2 separate regions of the Homo sapiens genome follow, and region 1 is linked to region 2. Evidence: chromatin loops called from intact Hi-C (ENCODE). Cell type or tissue: mammary epithelial cell. All regions are shown on one strand. Links, peaks and the distances in the headings refer to the core of each region. The heading gives the core; the rest is flanking DNA.

Evidence for each region. Hi-C counts contacts between places; a loop is a spot of excess contacts. Peaks named below come from ENCODE experiments on the same cell type or tissue, not always from the same donor. Only the 100,000 strongest peaks of a DNase experiment are listed, where the experiment ranks them.
Region 1: it touches region 2 in a loop (3-fold over the local background); 2 of 110 quality-filtered maps call a loop at or near these places.

What each region holds. Positions count from the first base shown.
Region 1 is chr12:115,382,511-115,385,430 of GRCh38, forward strand. All of the region lies in intron 3 of LOC105370003 (a long non-coding RNA gene), which reads right to left. Among named protein-coding and RNA genes, the nearest start is that of LINC02463, 500 kb to the right of the region's middle. In mammary epithelial cell, for the core only: no CTCF peak of the experiment used is centred there; DNase peaks (open chromatin) are centred at 1,361 and 2,031; H3K27ac peaks cover 1,277 bases.
Region 2 is chr12:114,934,068-114,936,987 of GRCh38, forward strand. No RefSeq gene overlaps it. Among named protein-coding and RNA genes, the nearest start is that of TBX3, 250 kb to the left of the region's middle. In mammary epithelial cell, for the core only: a CTCF peak has its summit at 1,772 (motif pointing right); no DNase peak of the experiment used is centred there.

The sequences.
Region 1 (2,920 bases), core at 265-2,764, 450 kb after region 2:
TGCTACCATTTCCCAAATGGTAAAACCCATTGTCAATGAGCTTCATCTTCCACTGCCCCACCAAATCACACTCACCTCAGGAACTTTTCTTCCATCCTGATTTCAATGGATGTTTCCCCCGCCCAACCCCATCCTCAGGACACAGGGCACTCTAGGAAGATTTAGAGAGCCACTGGCTTCCCCTTGCGAAGTGGAGATCATACCCCAGTCCTCACGAGTCCTGGGGCCAGGCTGAAGCCGCAGGAATTGGGTCTGACTTCTAGTGGTTTAGATGGAAATCAGGCAAGAGACTTCTCAGCAGCTTCTTTTATATTTATTTCTGGTCAGATCAAAGGTCCTGTCGGCAATCTGTCTTGACATCTTAATTCCTGTTTTTCTTAACTAATTTTTTTTCCCTGGATGGTGTTCACTCCAAATAAGCTACTGAAAGGCCCTCTGGGGGTAAGAGAGAGAGAGAGAGACTGAGTGGGAGGAATTTAGTTATGTCTTGCTATAAATAAGTGTATAGAATTATACAGATCTTGATGGCCGGAGATCAGTCACTTATTTCCACAGTAGGAAAAAGACAAGCTTGGGGTTATTTCCGGATTCCTAGTGGTGTTCAAACTCACAAGGACACCCAGTAAAGACTGGCTTGATAAAATTCTAACAGGGATCATTTATTGAAAGGGCGTATTAACTGTAATTAAGGACATGAAATTTGGAGTCTGCCATCCTGTAAATACCAGGTTGACCACTTACTAACTGTGTAACCTTGGAAAAGTGACCACACTGCTCTGCCTCAGTTTCCACATCTGTAAAATGGGGACAATAATAACCTCATGGACTTGTTAGGAAGATTAAATGAGTTGATAAATGTGAAGTGCTTAGAGCAGTGCCTGGCACACAGTCAGCAAATATGAGTTTATTAATATCTATTTAACAGGTATTGGGCATAGATTATTGTGTGTTCGATCCATACAACAGTCTTTCATGACAATGTTGCCATCTATAGACCTAATCCACTCATAAATCATTTTGCAAGAGAGGAACTAGAGAAGCAGAGAGACTTGAGTAATTTGGCTACAGGTACTAAGTAGCAGAATCGGAGTTCATAACCAGGTCTGCCTGATCGCCAGAAGAAGCTCTTCACACTCTGCCTCACCTGGTTAAGCAGGACCAGCTATGTCAGCAAGATAACCAGCAGGATGCCATCTCTTTACTGAGGGCAGATGGAGCAAGGCTCACCTTGCCTGCTTAACTTTGAAGGGGGTTACCCCAAGCACGCAAATGAGTTGCTTTAAGCAACTCACGGCCAAAGAAATGAATCACTCCTTGCCCGTCATCTCTAGCTCCCCGATGATGTTTGCAGGCAAGCTTCGGGCCTGTGTAAACGTGAAGTAGGTCAGGCCACAAGCCAAGTCTGCAAGTAGCACAAGGAGTGACTGATTGCACAGTCAGTGAAAGTTTTGGACAATTTACCAGTTCAGGAAAACTACACCTACAACAAACTGGTTGCACCACCTTGTTTAGAATGAGCATCCACTGCCTCTACCACTCACGGAAGTGCTGGAGTTGACATCTAGGAAAACATCAAGGCTCCTGGGGACTTAGGGAGAGGGCACGCTGGTATATTTACATGTTCCTTGATAAAAATACAGCCCAAAAGACATGTTTACCACTGAACTTCAAAACCATTCCGAAGATACCAGTCACTCTTCTACTACAGTCAAAGTAGACCTTTGAAGACTTCTCAGAGAATTTAAAATCTTGAAGGGCCTCAGTGTTCTCTCTGGGGATGTCAAAGATATTTGTCAGAACTGGACAGGGCAATGATGAAGCAGCCTGGGATGCCTTCCTATACCCAGCAAAAAAAAAAAAAAAAAAAAAAAAGGCTTTGTTTTTTTTTCTTTCTTTTCTTTCCCTAATTTCTTATATGAGCATATTCCCCGTGATTCATTTTTTCCCTCTTAAGAGGTTTCTTTGGCCACCTGTGTTCCTGTGGAAATAGCAGCAATGCACACTTATTGAGCAAGCCCTATAGCTAAAAAAAAGTGTGAATCCCTTTGTATGATGTGTCATCCCCTTTACATTCACAACATTCCAGGCCAGGTGAGGTGTCTCACACCCGTAATTCCAGCCCTTTGGGAGGCCAAGGTGGGAGGATCACTTGAGGCCAGGAGTTTTGAGGCCACTCTAGGCAACAAATCAAGATGTTATCTCTACAAAAAGTACAAAAATTAGCCAGGCACGGTGTCATGTGTCTGTAGTCCCAGCTACGCAGGAAGATCGCTTGAGTACAGAAAGTCAAGACTGTAGTGAGCTATGATCCCATCACTGCACTCCAGCCTGGGCGACAGAGTCAGATCCTATCTCTTTAAAAAAAGAAAAATGAGCAATATACCTGTGAGTTGGTACTAATAGGTAATTGTGCCCATTTTACAAATCAAAATGCCAAGGCACTTGCCCAGTGTCAACTCACTGCATGAATGGAGGTGCTAGGTTTGGAATCAACATCTATCTCCAAAGCCCATATTCCTACCCTCTGCTATCCTGTCTCCTAACACTTTATTCAGATCTGTTTTTAAAAGTGCCTAACACAATATATATGATAATTTTTCCTGTTATGTGTCTGTTTCATTTGGTAACAGTAAAGTTAATGCTAACCACCATGTATTAAATAAGCACTTACATATATCAGGTACTGTGCAGGTGAATGTATACGCATTTTCTCTGATCCTGCTGACAGTCCTGTGAGTTGGGTGTCAGGTGCTCCATTATACAGATGAGCAAACAAGTTCAGAGAGGTTAAGTGTGTGGCCCCAGGCTAAGGAGCTCGTGAGCGGTAGAGCCAGTTTCATGAATCAGGTTTGATGGGCCCAAAGCCCATGTGCTTTGTCCTGTGCCTTAGCAACTCCCACTGGCTGTCAGCTTATCAAGG
Region 2 (2,920 bases), core at 213-2,712:
ACCCTGCACTGCAGTAATGGCGGGGAGGCACACATGCTGGATGTCAGGTCTGTCCCGTATTTGTATATTGTCATTTGATGGGTCATTTAAAACTCTAAGCTATTAAAATAAATGGTATTCTTATCATGATATGAATTCTATTCTTAGCTCATCGTAGTGTACATGTATTTAAACAGGACTTTCTGATGGAATTTTGGCTAAGGTTGGAAAGCAACCAGTCTAAATATTCCCACCTTCCAAAGGAAGGTGCTAAAGCTTCTGCTACCTGGATGGCACTTCCAAAACTGCACTCCAGCCTGGGTGACAGAGCTAGAACCTGTCTCAAAAAAAAAAAAAAAAAAAAAAAAAAAAGAAGGAAATCAGCACAAAGCTGATCTTTCCAGGCCACAGGAAGATTTGCTTTCTCTATAGCTCCCTTCCTTACATACACAGGTGCACACTCACACTCACACCCAAACCCACCAGTAGTGTGGTTCTGTGAAGGGTGGCCCAGACCTGGGGGCTGTGCAGGGAACAAGGACTCAAACTGAAGGCAGCTGCTGATTGCCTCTTGTAAGTGGAAACTGGATTTCCAACACTTTGCCCAAGACAGTACCTGAAGGCTCCAGGCTGACTCTCCCGCGTGGTCACTTGGCCCACATCTGTGCCATGGAGAGCCCATTCTAGCAGTTCCCTGACCGCTGGAAATGCAGGCCTCTATCCAAAGTGACTGTGCATTCTAGCTGCATCTCAGCTTGTCACAATCCCTCCTGATGATGAGACTTCAAGGAAACCACTTGATGAACTTACCTATTGGTTCTTAATTCCTTGAGGCATCAGCTGAAATTGAGACAGAGTCCCATCTCAGCATCCTGGTACCCTAAATCATGTTTTCCAATTGCAAAGAGCCCTTCGAGTACTAAGGAGAAATACCTGAATGTACATTAAAATCGAAGCATGTTGATGATTATATGATCAATAGCAGATGCAATTCATTGAATGTCTCCTATTTGACTAGGGTACAGACAATGTATTGGCCATTATTCATGCAATCCTATTCATTATCATCACAGCTATAAGAAATAGAAGTTATTAAGTCAACATCATAAATATAGAGCTAAGACTCAGAGAGAATAAGAAAGTTGCCAAAGATCACACAGGACGTAAATGTTATAGGTGGAATTTGAACATGTGCTCTCATCGTGAGGCCCTGGTCAGAGCAGGCCTGGAGCTATAAGAAATAGAAGTTATTAAGTCAACGTCATAAGTATGGAGCTAAGACTCAGAGAGAATAAGAAACTTGCCAAAGATCACACAGGACGTAAATGTTATAGGTAGAATTTGAACATGTGCTCTCATCACGAGGCCCATGCTTAGAGCAGGCCTGGAGCTTCTGGGTCTTTATAGGGGAATGTCTAAGTCTCACTTTCCTGGTGATTTATCCCTGTGAAGATTTTTTATCAGAAGTGAAGTTGTCTTTTTTTTTTTTTTTAAGAAAAAGAAGTAAGATTTCATTGCAGAATGGGTTCAATATATGTCTATGTTTACTTCTATGTCCACATTCGTACCCACCCTATGTCCATACCCAAACTTATACCTATTTTTATATCTTAACTTGCCTTACATCAGGGTTTCTCAGCTTTGCTACTATTGACACTTAGGGCTGGATAATTCTTTGTTGCTAGGGGCTATCCTAGGCGTTACGGGATATTTAGCAGCATCTCTGGCCTCTACCCACTAGATGCCAACAGCACCATCCATCAGTTGTGGCAACTCACTAGACATTGTCAAATGCCCACTAGAGGGCAAAATTACCATCTCCTGCCCCAACTGAGCACCACTGTCCAAGAGTAGCAACATGACAAAGTGGACCCTTGGTTTGGCTAAAGCTCTAAGATCACAGATTTCAAAGGATCTCCAAATATCAAAACAGAGTACTAAATCACTTAGGCAAGATTTTCAAAGGAAGTCACTGAAAACCAGATAGTTGTCCTGATGGCCTTCACTCAAGAGGCAACTCAAGGAAGGCCCCTGCAAAGTGATGTTGCAGAGCAAGCCTCCTTCACCCCCACTTAGAGCCCAAGACATGACTTCTTTCCCGATTTCTTCTTTCCATTTATTCTTGGCCTGTTCAGGAAGGAGATGGCAGCATCCATGGTTCTCTCATTTATCTTCTTAGTCATTTTGTTTATTACTCTACAAGCCACCCTGTTCCTATCTAATCAGGGGTCTGCTTCCTGTTTTTGTTCACTGCCATTCGCCCTGCTGGGGCGATTTTTATCATCAAACAGTATGAAAATAGAATGTTAGGAATTGGCACCCTTCTCCTGTTGAGAGGCCATGAGGCTGGCCAGCGCTTGGGCAGAAGATACGGAAACAGCACAAGACCCAGGCATGCATTGTCTGCAGGACAAACACCCAAGCATGCCTCTAGTTCCCTTCACATGGACTCCTCTCAAAAAATAAAAATAATGATGCAATTTGTTTAAACCTGAAGACATGTATTTACAAGCCCTTCATGGCCATTCTTCCTCGAGAGTGGAGGGAATTTTCATAGTTTGATGAATGGGTTCCGTCTGCCATCTGAAATGTACGCAAAGGTGGGCATTCCCATTCAAGGGTGGCTCTCCACTTCCGTTTTGGTTCAATGCCTGTAGTCCGGAAGGAGCCTTGGTTCTCAGTAATGCAGGAGAATGGAGGTGTGTGGGTGAGGACTCGTTGACTCCAGATCTCTGGAAGAGCAGGAAAACTTAATGACGTGGATGTCTTAAAAGACTTTTTCTATAGGCCCAACAGTTTTGCTATCACATGACCTTAGATGACTCATCAGATGCCTGATGGAAGAAAGGGGAGTAGTGCTCAAAATCTGTTCCATTAGTCTCCCTCTGTGACTTCTAATTCAAAGTGTTGAGTCAGTGCTTATGTGTCAAGCACCTATTGA